Linked DNA regions of Homo sapiens: region 1 is linked to region 2. A link is a loop called in an ENCODE intact Hi-C map of the cell type or tissue named here. Cell type or tissue: dorsolateral prefrontal cortex. All regions are shown on one strand. Each heading gives the region's core, and the rest is flanking DNA. Links, peaks and the distances in the headings are about the cores only. Region 1 overlaps STX8 (syntaxin 8). Region 2 overlaps STX8 (syntaxin 8).

Region 1 (12,644 bases), core at 3,502-6,001, 200 kb after region 2:
AAGGAAGTTAACCAGAAAAGGATGTGTTCCTTACTCATTTTTAAGTCATGAAGATGTTCATCCGCATTAAACCTACTGACGCTGTAAACTCTAGATTTGAAATAGCCATGGATGTTAAAAGGTGATTCTGGCTAGGCACAGTGGTATGCACCTGTAGTCCCAGCTACTCCAGAGGCTGAGGCAGGAGGATCGTTTGAGCCCAAGAGTTCAAGGTTGTCGTGTGTTAATGATCACACTTGTGAATAGCCACTGCACTCCAGCCTGGGCAACATAGCAAGATCTCGTCTCTTTAAAAAAAGAAAAGGTGGCTGAGTGCAGTGGCTCACACCTGTAATCCCAGCACTTTGGGAGGCCGAGGCGGGCGGATCACGAGATCAGGAGTTCGAGACCAGCCTGCCCAACATAGTGAAACCCCGTCTCTACTAAAAACACAAAAAAATTAGCCGAGCGTGGTGGTGGGCACCTGTAATCCCAGCTACTCAGGAGGCTGAGGCAGGAGAATGGCTTGAATCCAGGAGGTAGAGGTTGCAGTGAGCTGAGATCGTGCCACTGCACTCCAGCCTGGGTAACAGAGCGAGACTCCATCTCAAAAACAACAACCAAAAAAAAAAAACAAACAAATAAACAAACAAAAACAAGAAAAGCTGACAAAAAACTAATTTTGTTGATGTCTTAGATATCTCAACAGTGGCCTAAAAGTTCTAATTTCGGAAGTGATGGAGATCCTTTCAGTCATCTTGCTGATGACCCAAAATTTTACAATTAGAAATGTATTCCTTGAGTCAAAATCTGTCCCTCGTTTAAAGCACATACATCTGTAGCCTGGGATATATATTAATTAAACTTTTGTTCTTTGGGACATCTTTTGGTTGGGGAAAAAATGAAACAGAATCACTCACATTTCCACAAAAAAAGATGGGGTTACTTTAAAGAAACATGTTCCCTTCGTTAGGAACCAAGGCAGACTTGGTAAGCCTGCATCACTCCTTATTTCCTAGTCCAACTTCAGAGAAAATAATCCTTATCCAGCTCAGTTGCATGTACTGGACCAAAATCACTCAGGGGCTGCTGGCCAGCCTGTGGATCGGCTGAACTTGCCCTGCATGCCCAGGGCCCTATGGCTTGATGGGTGGGATCAGGGGGTAGATAGAAACCGCAGCCACCTTGACTCACACCTCAGCCAGAGCTCTGATCTAAAAAGATCCCATTTGAAGGGGCTGTAGGCACACCATGAAGCATGACTGGAAAAGCCTTAATAATAAGATAAGTGAGTGTTTATTGAGCATTTACTGTGTCATTGACATTATTGCAGCACATTATATATACGCTACTGTTATCCCCCGCCCTTTTTTTTTTTCTTTTTTTTCTTTTTTTGAGGCAGAGTCTCACTCTGTTGACCAGGCTGGAGTGCAGTGGCACGATCTTGGCTCACTACATCCTCTGCTTCCCGGGTTCAAATGATTCTCCTGCCTCAGCCTCCCGAGTAGCTGGGATTACAGGCATGAGCCACCATGCCCGGCTAATTTTTGTATTTTTACTAGAGACGGGGTTTCTCCATGTTGGTCAGGCTGATCTCAAACTCTTGACCTCATGATCCACCCACCTTGGCCTCTCAAAGTGCTGGGATCACAGGCATGAGCCACTGCGCCCAACCTGTTATCCCCATCTTATAGGTGAGGTCCAGATGGGTTAAATGGCTGGCTCATGATCACACAGATGGGAAGTTCAGTAGCTAGACAGTCTGCTCTCCAGCAGACTTACACCTCTAAGTAAAGAGAAGTTGCTGGTGTATGTAAATAGGTAAGGGTGGGAATAGTGGAACTCCATTGACCAGGGAGAAGGCACTAAAGGAGAGACAGAGAGCAGCGATGTCTCCCTGCGTCAGTGAAGCCAGCCCTTTACTTAGAGGCGATGGGGGAAAATAGGAAGGCAGAAGAGCTCCACCTAGGAGGTAATAGACAAAGGAAAGAAGTTCCCATGGACGCTTGGAGTGAAAGTGGAAATATACCAAGGAAGGGACCCCAGAGGTCTGGGTGAACCACTCAGCCCTGGGAGGCCGGAGCTCAAGAGGATGGTTGCGTCATCAGAAGCAAAAGAAGTGGAAGTTGTAAAGAGACCCTTAACTTGAACAGTCAAGTAATGATGATTTTGTTGGTTTCTGTGACTTAGAGACATCATAAAGAAATTGTTGGGCCAGGCGCGGTGGCTCATGCCTGTAATCCCTGCACTTTGGGAGGCCAAGGCGGGCGGATTACTTGAGGTCAGGAGTCTGAGACCAGCTTGGCCAACATGGTGAAACCCCATCTCTACTAAAAATACAAAAATTAGCCAGGCATGGTGGTGCATGCCTGTAGTCCCAGCTACTTGGGAGGCTGAAGCAGGAGAATTGCTTGAACCTGGGAGGTGGAGGTTGCAGTGAGCTGAGATCACGCCACTGCACTCCAGCCTGGTGACAGAGCGAGACTCCGTCTCAAAAAAAAAAAAAAAAAAGAAAAAAGAAATTGTTGTATTTTTGAAGACTTTGTTTATTATTATTATTATTATTATTATTATTATTATTATTTTTGAGACAGAGTCTCACACTGTTGCCCAGGCTGGAGTGCAGTGGTGCAATCTCGGCTCACTGCAAGCTCTGCCTCCGGGGTTCACACCATTCTCCTGCCTTAGCCTCCCAAGTAGCTGGGACTACAGGTGCCCACCAACACGCCCGGTTAATTTTTTGTATTTTTAGTAGAGACAGGGTCTCACCGTGTTAGCCAGGATGGTCTCGATCTCCTGACCTTGTGATCCGCCCGCCTCAGCCTCCCAAAGTGCTGGGATTACAGCCTCCCAAAGTGCTGGGAGCCACCGCGCCCGGCCTGAAGACTTTGTTTAAACAAATGTCTATATCACTCGTGAATTTGGGTTTTTTGAAGACTTTTTTTTACTGCAGGAAGTTATGAACAAAGCCAAGCTGATGATCAAATCCTTTCCAGAACAGTGGTTGAGATCTAACCTCCACCCAAGCCAGCAAGCAGGTAACAGATCTGGGCAGGAAGGCATTATCTGTACCTTAAGAAGACCAAGTGAGGTTAACATGCAGAGGGGAGGGATGGCAAAGCCAGAGTAGGTGGCACATTTGACACTTTTCATAAGAAAATGACTTTCTTGTCTGACTTTTTGGTAGAAAATTCTCATGAGTAAGTACCGGTTATGGTCATTTCCCCAGAGCTAACATGAGACTGTAATGACTAAAATGTGGATTGTGATTCAGTTATTCTAATCTTATATTCAGTACCATTCAACAAGACTGGAAAAGAAGCACCCCTTTATATCCAGGAAACTGTCAGAAGGGACCACTGAGAGCAGACGGCAGAGCATGTTAGACTAGACAGCAACAGAGCCGCTGCATTGAGGCCTGCCACGCAAACACACGCCCACTCCCAAACAGCTTGGATTTCCAACGTGAGACGGGAATGCGTGGGAAATCGCCAAGGCAGAAAGGCCTCAAGCCAATTCTGCAATTAGCCAATAGCCTGTACTGGCCTCCACATTCGTTTAGATAAATTTTGAAATCATCAGCAAACTGTGGAGCTAGATTCTTTCTTTGCGAAGACAAAGTCAGACAGTGTTAACCTGCGTAGCGCCATGAGGAAAGGATGTGGGACGAGCTCTACTTCCCACCCCCGGCAGGAGCTGAATCATTCTGCAGGGACACCCCTGGCTGTGTGTGGCCTGGCGTGGTCCTCGCTGGCAGTGGGGAGAGGGGTCCCTGCTGGGGGTGGAGACTGGGTCCAGGACCTAGCAGCCCTACCTCGAGGCCCTGCTTCCAGGCTCACCCCCATCTTAGTTAAACCTGCAGAGGGGATGTTAATTAGCAAAGACTGGCGCTCAGGGAGTTGGGGGAGCTCTTAGCCCTCTCCCTTCCAAGAAAGATGACCTTTTGGACCCAAAAAGGAGAATTGGGCTCCAGTTGCTCTCGTTCGAGGCACTCGGAGTGCTTCCCACGTATCTCATTTATCCTCATGACACCCCAGAGAGGTAAGTTTGTTTGAGGTTTATACAAAGTTATGATTATGCCTATAGATTCCAGTTCCTGCCTCTATGTCATTCTAAACCTCGGGTCTCATCCCCATCTCACTTTTCCTAACATAACTAAACCCTTCGGGGAATGAAACGTCTCAGGCTTTCGCCTCGCCAAAGGGCGGTTTTCCCCCTTCCTTCTTTGTTGTTGTTAAGTTTGATTTATTGCTTCGCATTCTAGCCAGGCTCGATGGATGTTCGGAATATTATAAATAATGTGGATTGAAAAGATTGTGCTGAAATGTTTATTGCGTTCTTAGAAAGAGAACAAGGAATGGCGCGGAGAGTGTGGCAGTGGGGAAAGAGGGGCGTGAGGAAGGTGGGAAGACCCATCCTGCTCCTAGGATATTTTAGTGTGTCAATAAAAGACAGTGCTCAGAAGGGAAAGAACTTATATTGCAATCATGCTATCAAGAATGCAGAAGTGTTCCAGCGGGCGTAAAGAATATACTTCAAGAATGTAAGGACCATAAGGAACTAATCATTAGACATTCTCTGTCTCATTTCCTCACCCACGGTGTTCGAAGAAAGCCAGCAATGGAGAGGTTGTCTGTGCTTTAAAACTAGCTCGCTGGCGCGCTAGCTTCGGGGTACGCTCTGGGATGGCAGACAGCTGTGGCTAGCTGTGTGTGAGTGAGAAGGCACCCCCTTGTGACTTATTTTGCACCTTACAATCTGGAATCTTTGTTCTTCAGGTGCTCTAGAAATATAAATGTTATCCAAGGTTGGGACCCCTGATGCGGTGGAAATAAATGCCACACTGGCTCATGGGCATCCAGAGATCACATTTCAAGCTGAAATCCTACCAGCCACTCCCTGCCGGGTAGTTATCTGGTCCTTGTTCCTTCTCAGGGCATTTCCTCGGGCTTCTGTGAGGAAGAAGGCAGCGTCCTTAGTGGCCAAGGCCATCTGTGTCAGCCTGATGTGACACAGCAAAGCCCGGCAATCTGGCAGAGATCATTCTTTGAATCCCTCTCTATTCTAAGCAAGAGCGGTCATTTGGCCACCCCAGCTGCTGCTGTTGGTCCCACACACCCCCTCAGAACAGAACCGTCTTTGTCAAGAGGAAATGAGGCTGAGGGATATTGGCGTGGGTGTGGATTAGGACAGCAAGAGGGCTTTGTGTCAAACACATCCCAGCCTGCTCCACTTCTCGGGGTGCATCATCAGCAGGGACAGTCACTGGGTACCTGCTTTGCCCCCAGGACAGTGACTTTCCTTCCAGCTAGGGAGCCCTGGCCCATTATCCGTACTTATAGTCGCCAGAGAAAGCCACGGTTTCTTCTATCATGGTAACAGATGATATTTTATTGTATGGTGTGAAGAATTTCTTCAGCACCAGAGGAGTCACATGGAGGCTTGTTAAAACAGGTTTCTAGGTAGGACCCTTGAAGTTGAATTTCTTTCTTTCTTTTTTTTTTTTTTTTTTTTGAGATGGAGTCTTGCTCTATAGCCAGGCTGGAGTGCAGTGGCACAATCTTGGCTCACTGCAACCTCTGCCTCCCCAGTTCAAGTGATTCTCCTGCCTCAGCCTCCCGAGTAGCTGGGACTACAGGTGCGTGCTACCACGCCCATCTAATTTTTGTATTTTTAGTACAGATGGGGTTTCACCCTGTTGGCCAGGATGGTCTCGATCTCTTGACTTCGTGATCCACCCACTTCGGCCTCCCAAAGTGCTGGGATTACAGGCGTGAGCCACCACGCCCGGCCGCATTTCTTTCTTTTTTGAGACAGGGTCTCACTCTGTCACCCAGGCTAGAGTGCAAAGGCGCATCTCGGCTCACTGCAACGTCCGCTTCCTGGGTTCAAGCGATTCTCATCCTTCAGCCACCTGAGTAATTGGGATTACAGGCACATGCCATCACGCCCAGCTAATTTTTGTATTTTTAGTAGAGACGAAGTTTCACCATGTTGGCCAGGCTGGTCTCAAACTCATGACCTCAAGTGATCCGCCCGCTTCGGCCTCCCAAAGTTTTGGGATTACAGGCATGAGCCACTACGTCCAGCCTGAAGTTGCATTTCTAACAGTCTCTTCAGTGATCTGTGCTCCTGGTCCCACGTCACACTGTGAGTTGCCATGCTGTAAACACAAACATTTCTGTCGTTAGGTGATTTTTGGTAATGTCTTGAGAATGTCTCCCAATAGAGGGTGACAAAAAGTTACAAGGAATGAATGAAACATGAACTGAGGCGATTTGATTCAATACAAAATGGGCCCAGTTGTCTGAAATTGTGAGTCTAAAATCATCTGTGATAGGAACCCATGAGCATCTGGTAAAATCCCATCATTTCACTACAATGCAACTCTGTTCATTTAATTGCAAAGTAAATACAGAACATATTCTCCTAGAATTTTAAATTCATATCACTAATGGAGAATATATTGATTTTGAATTTAGCAATACCAACTGGACTTACTTTACTGGAATGCTTTACAGTTCTTTAAAACCACTACTCCTTGATTACCTATTCTATTGATAATTTGTATGCTTTCATTCGTTCATTTCTTCACTCATTCATTCATTTCTTTAACACATATTTACTGAGCACTTACTATGTGCCAAGTACTGTTCTAGCTGCTGGAATATTCCCATGTTAACTACCATCAAGTAAGAAAGTCCTTTGAGACTGGGCACGGTTGCTCACGCCTGTAATCCCAGCACTTTGGGAGGCCGAGGTGGGCAGATCACAAGGTCAGGAGATCAGACCATTCCTGGCTAACATGGTGAGACCCTGTCTCTACTAAAAAATACAAAAAAAAAAAATTAGCCGGGCGTGGTGGCGGGCACCTGTAGTCCCAGCTACTTGGGAGGCTGAGGGAGGAGAATGGCGTGAACCCAGGAGACGGCGGTGCTTGCAGTGAGCTGAGATCGCGCCACTGCACTCCAGCCTTGGCGACAGAGCGAGACTCCATCTCAAAAAGAAAAGAAAAAAGAAAGTCCTTTGAAATTCCTACTGCTGACTGCTCATATTCCAGGTATTAAGATATTTGAGTCTAAGCTATGAGCTGCTATCCAATCAACAAAAACATAAATATATGTTGCATATGTATTATGTGAGCTCTGTGCTAGGCACGAGAGGAGACACAGACATTGGAAACACACGGCCTGTTATTTAACCCCAAAGAATTTATGGGCCATCGGGGAAGGTAAATCATGAATCCAATTAATTGTTAGTTTAACCAAATAACATGTTAATTTCTGTACCGCATGTGTTTAGTATACAGAAGCAGCATAGAAAAGCAATCCTAGGATTACCCTGGGCATGGGGGAGGAGGTGTCCCTGAGGAGCGGGTGTTTTCAAGCTGAGGCCTAAAGCTAGTGCTGGTGTGCTGGGTGCAGAGAAGCTGGCAGAGGGCCCCAAAGCAGTGTGAACGATCCCTGCCAAGGCACAGAGGTGTGAGAGAGTGTGGCATGCTCGGAGTGGGAGGCCAAGGTGGGAAAACTGGATCATTTCGTTAGGAATGTGTCATAATTCAACTTTTTAATGTTGCTTTGAAATGACTTCTGAAATCTCTGACAGACCATGTTTAATATAAGCCAGCCAATATTGCAAAGCCAAATCTGACCTTTTGGGTTGTCTATCTTACTTTTTTCCAGAAGAGTGGATAAGCAGAAGGTGATGACATCATTTTAATATTATCCTCAAACACCTTTTATTATTTGCACTAGCAGCAGACATTGGAAGGGCAGATATTTTGTGTTCTTTGCATGGCATGTGATACACACGTCCCTGGTATAGGCTTGAACATGCTAATATGTAACCTCTGACACTCAGCTGTGGCCATCAATCTGCCTCTTTCCAGGACGGTGTCTTGAGGGTCTGTTTAAGCCCTTACGCTGGAGCGTCTTAAGGGAAAGGGAGAGGAGAAGGACGTGTACCCCAATCACCTTATCCTCAGAAGTGACGCTCCAGATGCAATCATTTCCCAGTCTTTCCACTCTGCCACAGTGACTCCTTGGGCCTCAAATACTTCTTTTTTTTTTTTTTTTTGAGACGGAGTCTTGCTCTATCGCCCAGGCTGGAGTGCAGTGGCGCAATCTCGGCTCACTGCAAGCTCTGCCTCCCGGGTTCACGCCATTCTCCTGCCTCAGCCTCCCGAGTAGCTGGGACTACAGGCGCCCGCCACCATGCCCAGCTAATTTTTTGTATTTTTAGTAGAGACGGGGTTTCACCGTTTTAGCCAGGATGGTCTCGATCTGCTGACTTCATGATCCGCCCGCCTCAGCCTCCCAAAGTGCTGGGATTACAGGCGTGAGCCACTGCACCCGGCCTGGCCTCAAATACTTCTACTGATCCTTCTTGCTGATAGAATCCATGCACAACAGCTTTTACGCCAACCATGTTCTAGAATTGATGGCTTGGGATCTTGTCCACTTGTTTTCAGTAGGCTCAGTAGTGACATTGTTGAATCTGCCCACATTGCCTGCAGGTCTGTGTCTCAGAGCTGAGTCGGGGTTGAAGAGCACCAGTTCTGGCTCTGAGTTTTTACTTAGGAATGCCAGCTGTTTGCTGCCACACTAACAGCCAACTCCGAAAATGGCAGCCTCCCTATGTGAAGGACCACTTTTAGGGATCCTCAGATAATCTGCTGTTCACAGGAGGACGTCTTTAGGGTGGTGAATTGTTTGGGGATAGTACTGAATCGGGGGGACATCACTGCGGCCTCATCCCCCAAGATGAAGGACAGGCTCTTGCACTGCAGAGTGTGAATACTCCTGTTTGCATACCATGTGCTCGGGGTCAGAGCTCTGCAGCCTGACTGCCCCTTTGCTCTTGTGTATTTCCTAGATCAAACTCTAAGCCCCGCTGCCACTTTTGGTAAGAGGCTCCTTTTCCACGATCCAGTGTAGAGCAACTTTGAAGTCTCTCTCTCTCTCTTTTTTTTTTTTTTTGTTCTTACTCCACCAATCTTCATGGTGCCCACAGGGCTCACAACTCTGAGGCTCTCGTGTTGCTCCTAGTGAAAGGTTAGCAGTTGACCAGTGTGCTGAGTTGGTTGCGCCCTAGTTCTGCCATTAAGCATCTCACTGCAGCAATATCCTTAAATTAGGGTTCCAAGGCCTAGAGAGGAGAGCATATGGGAGGGTCTGGGTAGAAGATGCATATCCCTTCCGTGAGAACAAATCTGAATGGCCTTTCATTGAAATGCTCTTAATTTAAGCTTTTTTTTTTTTTTTTTTCTTTTTAGGCAGAGTTTCACTCTTGTTCCCCAGGCTGGAGTGCAATGGCACGATCTCAGCTCACTGCAACCTCCGCCTCCCGGGTTCAAGTGATTCTCCTGCCTCAGCCTCCTGAGCAGCTGAGATTACAGGCACCCACCACCACGCCCAGCTAATTCTTTCGTATTTTTAGTAGAGATGGGATTTCACCATGTTGGCCATGCTGGTCTTGAACTCCTGACCTCAGATGATCCACCTGCCTCTGGCTCCCAAAGTGCTGGGATTACAGGCATGAGCCACTGTGCCTGGTGAATTTAAGCATTTTTATACATATAGGTATACAGGCTGTTGGAGGATTTTTTGAGTGCATAAATCTCAAAGTCTGTTTTCATGATAGAGTCTGTAGAGTGAGCTAGAGAAGGTTTTCAAGAAAAGCCTGGCAGCCATGTTTGGTTGTACTGAGAGTAGTTGCGCCCGATGGCAGGAGGCTGCTGCGTTCAGCTCAGAGGTCTCACTCGTGCTGTGGTGTCACACAACACGGGGGATATGGGCAGCATTGAGCACTGAAGGCCATCACACATGGGGAAGGGTCATAGCGCTTTCTATCCAAAGATTGGAGATCAGGAATGCCACGTTGGTAGCAAGAACAATTTCCAGCAGGTGAGACTAGTAGCTAATCTCAGTTGAGAAGGTACCATAAGCCGGGTAGTATGCTTGGCACTCAGCATTTTCTCTCTTTTTGTCTCCATGATGGCTCTGAGAGTGGAGGGTTATTATTCTCCCACTTTTCGGCATAGAGGATTGGGTCCCTTACTCAAATGACAGTGCCATGGTCTGAACACGTGCAGTCTGCCCTCGCAGCCCATGGTGTTTCAGCTCTTATGCCATACAGCTTCCAAAGAGGGAAACCCTGAACTCACACACGCGTTCACCCTTTCACACACTCTGTCATTTTGCCGCATACGTGGGAAGTGACACACAGTACTGGAAGCTAGTGGGCCAGGGAGCTTCAGACTGCGGAATGTTGACCACTTGAAAGTAGAGATGACCTTTTGAACACAGGAGAGCCCATTTTTTCTGCCCCGACAAAGGGGACAGGCTTCAGAGCCACACTGAATAACTATGACAAATGTTGTGGTTACTTGGGAAAAGACTTGGCTGAAAGCAAAAGGCCCACGTCTGGCCGCTCTCTCATCAGCCCCTTATTTTTCTTTTCTCCCACTGCCCTTAAACAGTCATATTTCTTCTGCCCTCCCCACCGTGGCCCTTGGTTATATATAGTCCATGTCACCTTGGAGGCCAGAGGAATGTGGAGATGAGTTGGGGGCCAAAGTAGCCTCCAGGATGACAGAGTGGCTCTCCACCCAGAGCACCAGAAGCGGCACTAGTGATCCCACCTTACTGGAAATGCATTTACCTGAATTCTTCTACACTCTTGGTGACATCGTGTGTCTACTATTTCATCCTACTTCCACCACCGTGACCTGGCTTCCTCTTGATTTCAGCCACCAGCTGGTGGCCAACACTTTGCAGCTCTCAGCCAGCACGGCGCTGAAGTAAAACGGCCGCTAATACAGGCAAGCGTCATCAGTTTCAGAAGCACACTTCTCATCTGGGCATAGAATAGTCCAGAAGGGCCATCTGAGGAAGAGCTGCTGTCCAGGAGGTGGCTCACTGCTTCTCACTTCAGAAAGGACCCCATGTCCTCACAGACCAAGCAGGCTCCGGTGCGCTGGCTGGGGCACCCCTGTTCTGGAAAGTGCTGGCACCCACTGCCAACTTCTTCCTCTCCAATCTCCTTTTTCTCCACTCCATAATAACACCCCTCTGTGTTTCCAGTTGTCATTACGTCACCCTTCATTCCAACCAACTTTTGTAATGTGTTATTTCTAAGCCTACATCTTATTAACGTTTAAGGATGGCAGTTTCCTGATGGCGTGTAGGAAGGCACCCTAGTCTTACCCGCAATGTTTCCAAATCCCACTCTAGGATGTCTGGTTTATGGACCATATCAGCACTCCCTCCCTGGTATCCCTAGGACTCGAGGGAAAGGGGGTGTGTGCCTTTCAGCCACCCCGTATGATAAGCAATAGGGGAAGAGGAGCTGGATTTTCTTTCTAGCACTTACCGCCTTCTAGTCCACTACATTAGTTACTGATCTGGGTTTTTGTCTGTCTTCACACACTGAAGCCCCCCTCCAGCGCCCCCAACAAACACACACTAGGACGTCAGTTTGGTGAGGGCAGAGCTTTTTGTCTGTTTGGTTCATTGTTGCAGCCCCAGTGCCTAGAACAGTGCCTGGCAGGTGCTCAGGCAACATGTGTTAAATCAAAAGCCACAACAGAGATGCAGGACACAGAGGATATCAGTGTTATTTCTGCTTTCCCAACCACGTCAGGAGTGAGGACCTTCTGTTTCATTTGTTGAGTAAACGTGTATTGAGCTGCTCAATGTGTAACGTATATAATGTATACAAAGTGGATAGCAAGTGCCTAGCGCCAGTAATGGTGCCGGGCATGGCTCTTGTTAGAAGCACTGTGGTGGCAGGGGCAATGTGCATTTGCCCGGGACCTGCCTGAGCCAGGCCCCCAGTGGGCCCATACACAGTGTGCCCAGGAAAGGAGGGATCCCCAGTGGGAAGGCTCTAAGCGACTAGCGTGCCCCATCCAGAGTGTTCTTGTTAGCTTTGTTTCAAGAGGGTGAGCTCTCCTGCCCCAATCTGGGCCCCAGAAACCTCTTGCCCTGGAACTGGAGCCCATCTCATATTCACTTTGACTCTTTAGGACATCTATAGTATTAATCAAAGATTGCTTGTAAAATAATAGGATATGTGACCGTGAAAGAGAAAAGTTTGGAATTTGGGAAGGTGACAGCTTTTTTTTTTTTTTTTTTTTCTTTTCAGACTGGGTCTTGTTCTCTCACCCAGGCTGGAGTGCAGTGGCACAATCATGGCTCACTGTAACCTCTACCTCCTGAACTCAAGTGATCCTCCCACCTTAGCCTCCTGAGTACCTGGGACCACAGGTGTGTGCCATCACACCTAGGTAATTTTATTCTTATTTTTTTTGTAGAGATGAGGTCTCCCTATGGAGCCTAGGCTGGTCTCAAACTCCTGGGCCCAAGAGATCCTCCCACCTCAGCCTCCCAAAGTACTGGGATTACAGGCGTGAGCCACTGCACCTGGCCTTTCTTTTCTCATCTTCTTTACTTTCCGAAGTTACTATGATATATGCATATTGTTTTAAATGCTTTTTCTACTTGAAAATTTAAAACCACATGAAGCATTACTAGTTCACTAGAAATGCCCAGAAAAGGATTTGCCTTCTTGTTCTTATATTACTACTGAGAATTGTTGTTTGCAGTTTGGCAGAACCTACCCATTCTGGTTATCTATTGCTGTGTTTAAAAAATCAGGCTGGG
Region 2 (12,291 bases), core at 5,737-8,236:
TCTTTATTCATTTAACTTGTATAAGCCAGAAAAATAGTACAGATGAAATATGAACGAGGCAAAAAAAAAATTCTGTAGGTGGTATTTGAAATGCTGAAGTTTGAGAAACATTGCTGTAAGACGATTAAAAAAAAATAGGGACAGGGTCTTGCTGTGTTGCTCAGGCTGGAATGCAGTGTCTATTCACAGGCTCGATCATGGTACACTGTGGCCTGGAGCTCCTGGGATGAAGCCATCCTCCTGCCTGAGCCTCCCAACTAGCTGGGACTATGGGCATGTCCCACCACGCCTGGCTTAGAAGATTCTTTTTGTTAAAGTCTAGGTTGCCATAGAACAGCGGTCCCCAACCTTTTTGGCACCAGGGACCAGTTTTGTGGAAGACAGTTTTTCCATGGACCAGGATGGGGGGTAGTTTCAGGACGAAACTGTTAAACCTCAGATCACCAGGCATCAGATTGTCGTAAGGAGTGTGCAACCTAGATCCCTCGCATGCACAGTTCACGATGGGGTTTATCCTCCTATGAGAATCTAATGCCACTGCTGATCTGATGGGAGGTGGAGCTCAGGCAGTAATGCTCACTTGCCTGCTGCTCACGTCCTGCTGTGTGGCTCGGTTCCTAACAGGCCATGGACTGGTGTTGGTCTGCGGCTTGGGGTGGGGGACCCCTGCTATAGCATACTTCATTTTTGGTTCCATCCTAGTATGATGCCATGTGGTTTAATATGTGACCTATTCCCACTTGACCCTCCTGGTGATAAGAGCACATGTTAGACCAGGGGAGGGGTTGGAAGATCTATTGAAACAATGCCCTCCAGCCTGTGAGCTCAGAGCTGTGTAACGTAATGGCTATGGCAGGAGTGATGTTGTCTGATGCTACACCCCTAGAATTTAAGTACGTTTGCCTTTTGAAGGAAGCAAGACAGTTAGAAACCGCTGTCCTTTAAAGGAAATATGGAATGATTTGAAGTGGAAGGAGTTCCTGTTACTCTTTGGCAGGTGGAACGTGAGCAGGAAGACACGCTCATCCACAGCCCAGAGCTGTAACCCGGAAGAGCTATGCTGAGGACTTTGGGTGCACTTCCTGGTGGCATGAGGCACTTTATGGGTCAAGCAGTCTTTTAGAAATTGGCATAGGAGGCCGGGCACGGTGGTTCACGCCTATAATCCCAGCACTTTGGGAGGCCAAGGCAGATGGATCACGAGGTCAGGAGATAGAGACCATCCTGGCTTACATGGTGAAACCTGTCTCTACTAAAAATACAAAAAATTAGCCAGGTGTGGTGGCGGGTGCCTGTAGTTCCAGCTACTCGGGAGGCTGAGGCAGGAGAATGGCATGAACCCAGGAGGCGGAGCTTGCAGTGAGCTGAGATCATGCCACTACCCTCCAGCCTGGGCGACAGAGCAAGGCTCCACCTCAAAAAAAAGAAAGAAAGAAAGAAAGAAATTGGCATAGGAACCTAACACCTGCCCCCTCCAAATGTGGAGTATAGACACACATTGATGTCAGATGAGGAAAGGGTTTTCTCTACGTGGCTGTGTTAGTCTGAATTCAGGTTTTCTTTATTGAGATTTCATTCAGCGGACTTTGGCTGGCTGCTAGGATTCATGGAGTGGCTTCTCAAGTCTGCATTTCATTCATAAATAAACTTGCAAGTTGCTTCGTCTCAGAGAATTTTGGACCAGAATGAGTTTATGAGGTCATCCTTCTCCCCTACCCCATGCCATCTTTCCATCTTTTGGAAGGACTTCCATTTAGTGATCTGTGACCTAGAGAGTCACCTGTACTTTCTAAGATCTTCCCGGAAGTTGATGTGCAAAATCAGCAGCAGTGGCAGCAACTCACCTTTCTGCTGTCCACATTTGTACACATCTGTTTGAACATTTTACTGACTAGCTCCGTAGCTATCCTTTAATCTAGATTAAATAAACTTTTTCTTTTCCTAATAAGAAAAAGTGTTATTAAACATAGTAAGGTATTTTTCCTAAATCCAAAATAATATATTTCCTTCCTCAGTACATTCTCCAAATTGTTTATTCGTTAAACAAATGTTGAACTCCTATTATGTGCTAAGCACTGTGCCAGAATCCACATATACATGTCATGTCTGTTGTCACGGCTCCTTCCCCTCCTGGAGTATTTGTTCTCATCAGGGAGGCAGCTGCTGGACAGATACTGCACAGATACACAGTTAGAGACGGTGATAACACAGGGACCTATTCGAATGTGAAACAGAAGAACTGGCATGGTTTGAGGGTTAGAAAAGCCTTTCCTGGGAAAATGATATTTGAACAGATTGAAAAGGATAAACAGCAGTTACCTGTATGAAAAGCAAAGGGAAGACCCTTGCAAACAGAGGGAAGGGCATAGGCAAAGGGCCTTTACGCAAAGGAGCGTAACATGGTTGAGAACCTTGAGAGAAGGCCAGTCAGTCAGTGTACCCAGGGTCTAGAGAGCATGGGCAGGAGGGGGCCAGGAGAGCTGGCAGGAGGGGGCCAGGAGAGCTGGCAGGAGGCGGGGGTTAGGGCTTGTGGTGTCGGTGTGACCATCACCCTATGCTATAAAGTAGAGTCAGTGGTTTCAATGTAAAATTACTTAATTTGCTACTTATGGATTCTGTAATTTTGTCTATATAATTTACTGAAAATCAGGGAGACATAAAATTCTCCCATGCATATAATTTATATATATTATATATAATTTATAAAATACATCTATACTTAAATTTAAAATACATGAATATATACTTAATATATATTTATATATATAATACATGTATATTATGCATACTTTATCTATAACATGTATTCCCAGGCTGGAGTGCAGTGGCACGATCTCAGCTCACTGCAACCTCTGCTTCCTGGGTTCAAGCGATTCTCCTACCTCAGACTCCCAAGTAGCTGGGATCACAGGCATGTGCCACCATGCCCAGCTAATTTTTGTATTTTTAGTAGAGATGGGTTTTCGCCATGTTGGCCAGGCTGATCTCAAACTCCTGACCTCAGGTGATCCACCCACCTCAGCCTCCCAAAGGGCTGGGATTGCAGGAGTGAGCCACCGCGCCTGGCCTATATATGGTATACTATATATTAAGTATATATATTTTTTCATTGTCCCACAGCCAATAGCATATCTAAACTGAGAGAGTTTAGCCACTTTTGGGGAGAAGAAATAGCCATATTGGCAAGGGGGTGTTTATCCATTCAACAGGTGTTTACCAAGTACCAGCTGCATGTGTGACTGGTCCCCTAGATAGTGAAAAACAGCAATAACAACTAAAAGTCCCTTCCTTTATCATTCCTACACTCTAGTGTCGGGAGGGAGACATTCAACAAATACATCTCAAAATAAGGTATTTTATCAGATTTTAATAAGTACTGTCAAGGAAAAGGACAGGAGGCTGTGGAAGGGATGGTGAGGAGGCAGCTGCTGCAGCTTCAGGAATGGGCCGAAGGGAGCTGATGAGGAGGTGGCCAGTGAAGAGTCGCAGGGAAAACGGGGATATCTCCTGTGAGATCTCAGAGGCTACAGAGAACTTTGCAAGCTGGAGAAATCAAAAGGCTTTATATTTCTGCATAAATGTATAATGTGGCTGGAAAACAGCAAGTGACAAGAATCATGTACCCAGATGAAGTTGTGGAGGGGTCATGAGACAGGACGCAGAGGGCTTCACAGTGTGAAAACCTCACAGGCCCTGAAAACTATAAGGTATTTATATTTTTCTAGGAAGGACTTTGTTTTTTTAGTCACAATCAATAGTCTCAGTCAGGAAACATTTATGCTAATAGTAATTTGGGACAGGACTAGGGCTCCATGCTAATGTATACCGTTTCTCCTTTGCATGTATACAAAAGACCGTAAGTCGGCCTTCAAATAGCATTTCAGGGCTGGGCGCAGTGGCTGGAGCCTGTAATCCCAGCACTTTGGGAGGCCAAGGAGGGCAGATCACCTGAGGTCAGGAGTTCGAGACCAGCCTGGCCAACATGGCGAAACCCCGTCTCTACTAAAAATACAAAAATTAGCTGGGTGTGATGGTGCACGCCTGTAATCCCAGCTACTCAGGAGGCTGAGGTAGGAGAATCACTTGAACCCGGGAAGCAGAGGTTGTAGTGAGGCGAGATTGCACCACTGCACTCCAGCCTGGGCGACAGAGCTAGACTCCGTCTCAACAAAATAAAAAAAACTGTTCTCATATTCTTAGCTGAGCTTGAAAGCAACAAAGGGAGTTCTCCAGGTGCCAGAAATGAAGAAACTTACCTACACCAGTGAGTGAGTGAAGCCTCATGGCCCTCAGAGATAACCAAACCACATATGTAGCTTAGGGACCTGCATTTCCACACCCGTGTGGATATGGGAGTTGAGGTTATAGGGCCTACGCATTGCAGGCAGCTGAAAGTGGGCTTTCCAAATAAAGCTAGAAGCTGGGAAATGACAGCTTTATGGGAAAATTTCCCCCTTCCCCACCCAAGAATGGGATACTCAGGCCACCCACCTTGGGCCACAGCCACCCCCACATATTTAACATGCATACCTAAGTTTACATTTTTCTAACAAAGTCTAAAGCAAATAAATATCTTGGAATAAATCAAGTTTAGAATTCTTAAACTTCCCTTTAAACTCTTCATCTTCTGTTTTGTTTTCAACCGAAGCCCCCTTTTATTTCTGTAGTCAGTATTTTATTTACATTTACCAACATGTTTTACTGACTGCTGTTACAATTGCTGTATCCATTTTATTACTCAGCTCTTCTCACTGATTTTTAAAATTTTGAGAATGATAGTTTTAAACACCAAGAGGTTTTAATGTTCATGATTGCTTTTTTTTTCCACACAAGTGTGTATATAAGGTTGTAAACTTTTTAATCCTTTGAATGGCACTAGTTAGAACTTTAAAAAATGGTGAGTGTTTTTGCTCCTTTTGTTATTTCTGTTTCTTCTCTAGGTAAGTTTTGGTTTATTCATCTTAGTCTTTCTCTTTTATGCTGCTATGGGCTGAATTATATGTCACCCCCCAAATTCAAATGTTGAAGTACTAACCCCCTACTACTTCAGATTGTGACTTTATTTAGAGATAGGGTCTTCAGAGATAATTAGGTTTAAATGGGGCCACTGTGGTGGGCCCTAATCCAATATGCCTGGTATCCTTTTAAGCAGAGGAACCTGAAGCTGGGCACGGTGCCTTGTGCCTGTAATCCTAGCACTTTGAGAAGTCGAGGTAGGTGGATTACTTAGGCCCAGGAGTTTGAGACCAGCCTGGGAAATACAGGGAGACCCCATCTCTACAAGAAATAATAATAATAATAAAAAAATTAGCCTAATGTGGTGGTGTACACCTGTAGTACCAGCTACTCAGGAGGCTGAGGTCGGAAGATCACTTGAGCCCGGGAGGTCAAGACTGCAGTAAGCCATGATTGCACCACTGTGCTCCAGCCTGGGCAACAGAGTGAGACCCTGTCTCACAAAAAAAAGAAAAAGAGGCACGTGGGACACAGACACATGCAGAGGGCAGGCCACGTGAGGACACGGAGAAGACAAGCCAAGGAAAGAGGCCTCAGAAGAAATGACCTCTGGCTGGGTGCGGTGGCTCACACCTGTAATCCCAGCACTTTGGGAGGCCGAGGCAGGCGGGTCACCTGAGGTCAGGAGTTCAAGACCAGCCTAGCCAGCATGGTGAAACCCCATCTCTACTAAAAATATAAAAATTAGCTGGGTGTGGTGGCATGTGCCTCTAATCCCAGCTACTTGGGAGGCTGAGCCAGGAGAATAGCTTGAACCCGGGAGGTGGAGGTTGCAGTGAGCCGAGATTGTGCCACTGCAATCCAGCCTGAGTGACAGAACGAGACTCTATCTCAAAAAAAAAAGAAAAAAAAAAGAAAAGAAGAAACAACTTCCGCTCACATCTATACCTTGGACTTCTAGCCTCAAGAATTGTGAGAAAGTTAATGTTATTTAAGCTCCCTAGTCTGTAGTACTTTGTTATGGCAACCTTTACAAACTAATACACATGCTATGGGCTTTTCCTCACGTCTGCTAATTCTTCATTGATTCTTCATATTTATGAATGAAGGACCATATTGATTTGTATAGGTAGCTGCAATAGGCTTTCTTTGTATTTGGGTAGGTTTCGTTTTGTTTTGTTTTCTGAGACGGAGTCTCGCTCTGTCGCCCATGCTGGAGTGCAGTGGCACGATCTCGCCTCACTGCAACCTCCGCCCCCCGGCTTCAAACGATTCTTCTGTCTCAGCCTCCTGAGTAGTTGGGATTACAAGCATGTGCCACCATACCCAGCTGATTTTTGTATTTTTAGTAGAGATGGGGTTTCACCATGTTGGTCAGGCTGGTCTCGAACTCCTGACCTCGTGATCCGCCGACCTTGACCTCCCGAAGTGCTGGGATGACAGGCGTGAGCCACCACGGGCGGCCCTTTAGGCAAGTTTATTTACCCGAAAGGCTTCTTTCTTGAGTGGGAAGACAGGCTGTGATGTGTACTCTGTGTAAATGGGCAAGATATGCCAGTCGGCAGGTTTCTTTCTAGGATATATGGTTAGGTAAAAGAGGGCACAAGCCGATTCAGGACCATTTGCTATAACAAAACTAATAACATAAGGAGAACTCCAATCTTGGGGTGACATCTTTTATATGTTTTATTTCTTTTTACCCCTGTGTCTATCCTAGAGGCTCTTCTTTGACTCATTCTCTAGCCTGGACACCAACACCATGCGCACTCCCAGGCAAACTTTCCTCTCCAGAGAAGGCTGTTCCGGGGGTTCCAGCTGGGGGCAAGTACTGCAGACTGCAGTCTACACAGGGCAGGGCTGTGGGCAGACTGGCTCAGCTGTTCTGTAGACAGCTCTCCACTCAGATGCCCTGATTCCTGCCTTATAACCACTTCTTTGTAGGCCATTCTGTGGCTGCCAATAGCCATTGACTCTAAGCTTGGAGCCTCTCCAGGGTTCTGTCAAAAAGAAAGAGCTTCTTATCTGCAGCCTGATGTATTTCCAGCTGTATTTCACCCATTCCCCACCCCCAGTTTTGGTTTATTGGTCAATACAGTCCCAACTCTATTCTTGAAGAGAATCTCCAAAATGATGTCTTCATTGATAACGCTTCTTCGTGTCTTCAGTGCCACCATGGATTTATTCTTTCAAAAATAGCTTGACTGCCATTTCATTGTGCTCTTTGGAATGAAGGAGGCAACCATGTGTGCTTTCTCTACTGTTTGGAGCTCAAAGTCTCTCTCTTTTGCATTTTTTTACCAGGTCATAGTATCTATAGAAATCATTTTGCTGAAACAGCTGGTGTTCTGGAGGCTTCAGTAAAACAAGTTTTTTTTGTTTGTTTTTGTTTTTTGCTACAGAGTCTTGCTCTGTCGCCCAGGCTGGAGTGCAGTGGCATGATATCAGCTCACTGCAACCTCTGCCTCCTGGATTCAAGCGATTCTCCTGCCTCAGCCTCCCGAGTAGCTGGGATTACTGGCATGCACCACCACGCCCAGCTAATTTTTTGTATTTTTAGTAGAGACAGGGTTTCACCCTGTTAGCCAGGATGGTCTCGATCTCCTGACCTCATGATCTGCCCGCTTCAGCCTCCCAAAGTGCTGGGATTACAGGCGTGAGCCACTGTGCCTGGCTGGGAACCCTTCGCTTTATAGCCAGTTGGACTAAAGTACTTGGGGATACCCCAGGACTAATGGCTGGTATCTGAAGTTAGAACAGTCTTGTGGGATCAAGCCCTTAAACCTGTGGAGTCTGATGCTAACTCTGGGTAATGTCAGAATTGAATTGTTGGCTACCCAGTTAGTGGCACCTGTAGTCCCAGCTACTTGGGAGGCTGAGGCAGGAGAATCACTTGAACCCGGGAGGCGGAGGTTGCAGTGAGCCAAGATTGCGCCATTGCACTCCAGTCTGGGTGACAGAGTGAGACTCCATCTCAAAAAGAAAGAAAAAAACTGAGGGGTTCCCATGACCCCCCTTCAGGATTTGATAACTTACTAGAATGACTCACTGAACTCAGGAAAGCACTATACTTACTATTACAGTTTTATTAAAAGGATCCAACTCGGGGACAGTCAAATGGAAAAGGCACAGTATATAGGGCAAGGTATAGAGGTTGGGGTGGTGGTACAGAGCTCCCATGCCCTCTCCATGTATCACCCTCTCCATGTATCACCCTCTCCTTGTCCCCCAACTCCTGCCCCAGCACACTGATGTGTTCACCAATCCAGCAGCTCCCTGAACCTTGTTCAAGGGTTTTTATGGAGACTTCTTTACATAGGCACGATCGATGACATCATCAGCCACTTGACTGACCTTGATCTCCAGCCTCCCTCCCCTCCCTGGGGGTTGGGAGTTGGCCTGAAAGTTCCAGCCCTCTAGCCATTGGTATGGCTAGCCCTTTCTTTGAAATTGTCTAAGAGCCTACCGTGAGTTATTATCTGATGTGTTCATAGATGAATTTCCCCAAAGAAATTAGCAGGAGTCCAAAAAGACTCATCATGAATAACAAAAGACACGTCTAGCACTCAGGAAATTCCAAAGGTTTTTGAAGCTCTGTGCCAGGAACCTGGGGTAAAGACCAAACATATGTATACTTGGCCCTCTGTATCTGTGGGTTCCGCATCCATGAATCCAACCAACTGAGAATCAAATTTTTTTTTTAAAAATGGATGGTTGAATCTGCACTGAACATGTGCAGACTTTTTTCTTGTCACGATTCTCTAAACCATATAGCGTAACATCTATTACATAGCATTTCCATTGTATTAGGGATTATGAGTAATCTAGAGATGACTTAAAGTTATACGGGAGGATGTGTGTAGGTTATATGTAAATGCTACACCATTTTATATATGGGACTTGAGCATCCATGGATTTTGTATATGGAAGGGGTGGTCCTGGAACCAATCCCGCAAGATACCAAGGGATGACTATATTTTTATTATATTACAGCAAGGAAACCAGAGTCTTTGAATCTGCTAACTGTGCAGAAAAGATCCTGAGACATGGCTGGGCACGGTGGCTCATGCCTGTAATCCCAGCACTTTGGGAGGCCAAGACGGGCAGATCACTGGAGGTCAGGAGTTCGAGACCAGCCTGGCCAACATGGTGAAACCCCGTCTCTACTAAAAAAATACAAAAATTAGCCAGGTGTGGTGGTGGGCACCTGTAGTCCCAGCTACTCAGGATGCTGAGGCAGAGGTTGCAGTGAGCTGAGATTGTGCCACCGCACTCCAGCCTGGGTGACAAGAGCAAAACTCCATCTCAAAAAAAAAAAAAGAAAAAAAGATCCTGAGACACATGCATGGTGTTTGTCCTATGACTTTGCTGCTAGCTTTAGCTCTGGTGATGGGTTTGGCCAGCTTTGAGTCACAAGGACCTTTTGCTGCTTCTGCCCTAGTTCCTCCCTGACTTTTTTCTTCTAGGCCCATATACTGGTCTTGACCCTGGCCACGCAGCCAGGCTGAGAAGCCATCTAACTAGAAAGGGATGAGGGTTTTCCAAGGAAAAGCTGTGGAAACACTTGTCAAGGAAAAGGCCATCTCTCCTCAGGCCCTGGGACAGCTGGCCTGGGTGACTCACCCGGCTTCCTTTCCCCTGAACTTCATTCACCGCTGTTCCTATTTGACCTCCAAGAGGGAGGCTACCACAGGCCCATCCAGCTGTAGCAGCTGAATTGGAGAAGGGACTTCAAAAAAGCAAGCCAAAAAGAGAGGCCAAAGAGAACCTCAAAGGAACAGCCAAAGTAATCACAGATGCAAAGAGCAGGTTGCTCTGGAAGCTCTACCTCTTGCCACTTTGGCCCTAGTCATACTGTTTCTCCTCCTCAGTGCCTCTGCAGGAAGGGGAATCTTGGTCTCTCCTTGGAGGCTACGGTGGGGGTCCCCAAGACAACCTCCAGGTTTAGTGGTTTGCTAGGAGGACTCAAAGGATTCAGCTTATACTCACCTACCCACTAAAATGTACTTAAAACCCCCAAGTGAATACTAGCAGTACTCTCGCATTTACTCATGGACGTGGATAAAGTGGCAAAAGGTTTGACTCACCCCACAAGCACATTCCCAGCCGAGGTTGAACAAGGTGATGCCCTGCCTTTTGTTTCGGCCTCAGAGAGGGATGACCAGTGGACACTCTGGCTCTGGGGCCAGACAGACAGGCTTAAATCCCACCTCTGGCTCCTCTTAGTGGAGCAGCCTCAGGCAAGTTATGTAACACTTCAGAACTTTGTTTTTTCTTTTGAAAAAAAAAAAAAAAAGGAATCTACCAGGATGAGTTGTTTTTAGGATTTAATATTATGATCTGTGTGGGGTATGTACAGATAGAGGTACATGTCTCCCTCAGGAACATCAGTTGAGTATTTGCTAATTCAGTGTTCATGGTGACTTTATGGAACATAATTACTGTGAATAGCGGGAATGGACTGTAGTTATCCTCATGATTATGATTTATCATAGCAAAAGGATACAAAGCAAAATCAGCAAAGGGAAAAGGCTCCTGGTTGAAGTGCTGGGGAAACCAGGTGCAAGATTCCAAGCATCCTCTCCCAGTGGAATCCCACAGGGTGCACAGAATTACCCCAACGATGAGTTGTGACAGCACGTGCGACATATTACCAACCAGGAAGGCTCATTAGAGACTCAGTGCCCGGGGTTTTTTGAGGGTCTTGGTCACATAGGCACCCTGTCTGGCATGTACCCACATCCCAGACTCCCAGAAGGAAACCAGGTGTTAATGAAACAGAGCATTGATACAGCTTAGGCACAGATTGCCACTCTTACCAGTTAATGGCGGGTCCTTCCCAAAATCCAAGCTCCAGGATGCCAGCCAGGGAAGGGCCAACCTTGGCAGCAGTGCCTTGTTAAGAAAAGCAGTTAGGGCCGGGCGCGGTGGCTCATGCCTGTAATCCCAGCACTTTGGGAGGCCGAGGTAGGTGGATCATGAGGTCAGGAGTTCGAGACCAGCCTGGCCAAGATAGTGAAACCCTGTCTCTAATAAAAAATATAAAAATTAGCTGGGTGTGATGGCGGGCGCCTGTAATCCCAGCTACTCGGGAAGCTGAGGCAGGAGAATTGCTTGAACCCGGGAGGCGGAGGTTGCAGTGAGCCAAGATCATGCCACTGCATTCCAGCCTAGGCGACAGAGTGAGACTGTCTCAAAAAAAAAAAAAAAAAAAAGCAGGGTGCGGTGGCTCACGCCCCGGGAGGCGGAGGTTGCAGTGAGCCAAGATCACGCCACTGCATTCCAGCCTAGGTGACAGAGTAAGACTCTGTCAAAAAAAAAAAAAAAAAAAAAAAGCAGGATGCAGTGGCTCACGCCTGTAATCCCAGCACTTTGGGAGGCCGAGGCAGGTGGATCACGAGGTCAGGAGATTGAGACCATCCTGGCTAACACAGTGAAACCCCATCTCTACTAAAAAAAAAAAATACAAAAAATTAGCCAGGCATGGTGGCGGGCACCTGTAGTCCCAGCTACTCAGGAGGCTGAGGCAGGAGAATGGTGTGAACCTGGGAGGCGGAGCTTGCAGTGAGCCGAGATTGTGCCACTGCACTCCAGCCTGGGAGACAGAGTGAGACTCTGTCTCAAAAAAAGAAAAAAGAAAAAAGCAGTTAGGCCTGCTGTGTTAGCTTTTTCTGCATAGAGGCCTACACCAAATATGACTTATTTATCATGTTACTTTTCCTGTTTGGAGAATCAATGAAAGAATGAGAATGCTTAATTCCTGAGAAAAGTAGATGCATGCTCTTTAGAAGGAAAAAGATACAGAAAGAAGGTGAAAGCCGCTTAAGACAAATTGTAGCTCTTCACAGTTTCATTCATTATTGAAGATCTTTAGCTGAGCTTGGCTTATCCTCAGAGTTCTCTGAGAATGTGCTTCTCAAAGTGGAAATTGTTTAGCATATGGGGTGGTGAAAAGGACTGAAGAACTTTGGTAATAAAAACCAAAGCAGCAGGAAGGAAGTGGTCTGATTAGAACCAAGTGCTTGAGCAGGGAAAGACAGCGTAAGAAAGAGACTGAAGCTGCTGAGTAGTTGTTTCAAGTAATTTCAAATCCTTAAAGGAGCTTGAACTGGAAGGTAATGTGGTCTCAACGGTTTATTCTGGGAAGAGACACGACATTCTCTTTCCATCTAGACAGTCCTGCCAGGAGGGTGAAATCTTTGAGAAAGCATTTTGAATGCAGTGATAAGGACTCTTTATTATTTTTGTTGTTGTTTTTATTTTAACCATTTCAAACAGTAGTTGGGGAACTGAATTGACATCAAAGGTAGAACAGTTCTGTCAACCAATTTGGTTAGT

The links. Peaks named below come from ENCODE experiments on the same cell type or tissue, not always from the same donor. Only the 100,000 strongest peaks of a DNase experiment are listed, where the experiment ranks them.
Region 1: it touches region 2 in a loop (4-fold over the local background); 4 of 110 quality-filtered maps call a loop at or near these places.

Annotation. Positions count from the first base shown.
Region 1 is chr17:9,264,598-9,277,241 of GRCh38, reverse strand. The region is part of intron 7 of STX8 (syntaxin 8); the gene reads left to right. Among named protein-coding and RNA genes, the nearest start is that of NTN1, 250 kb to the right of the region's middle. RefSeq lists an enhancer at 3,741-4,242. In dorsolateral prefrontal cortex, for the core only: no CTCF peak of the experiment used is centred there; a DNase peak (open chromatin) is centred at 5,051; H3K4me3 peaks cover 1,197 bases; H3K27ac peaks cover 763 bases.
Region 2 is chr17:9,470,029-9,482,319 of GRCh38, reverse strand. All of the region lies in intron 6 of STX8 (syntaxin 8), which reads left to right. Among named protein-coding and RNA genes, the nearest start is that of STX8, 100 kb to the left of the region's middle. RefSeq lists an enhancer at 7,829-8,330. In dorsolateral prefrontal cortex, for the core only: a CTCF peak has its summit at 6,964; a DNase peak (open chromatin) is centred at 6,839; H3K4me3 peaks cover 323 bases.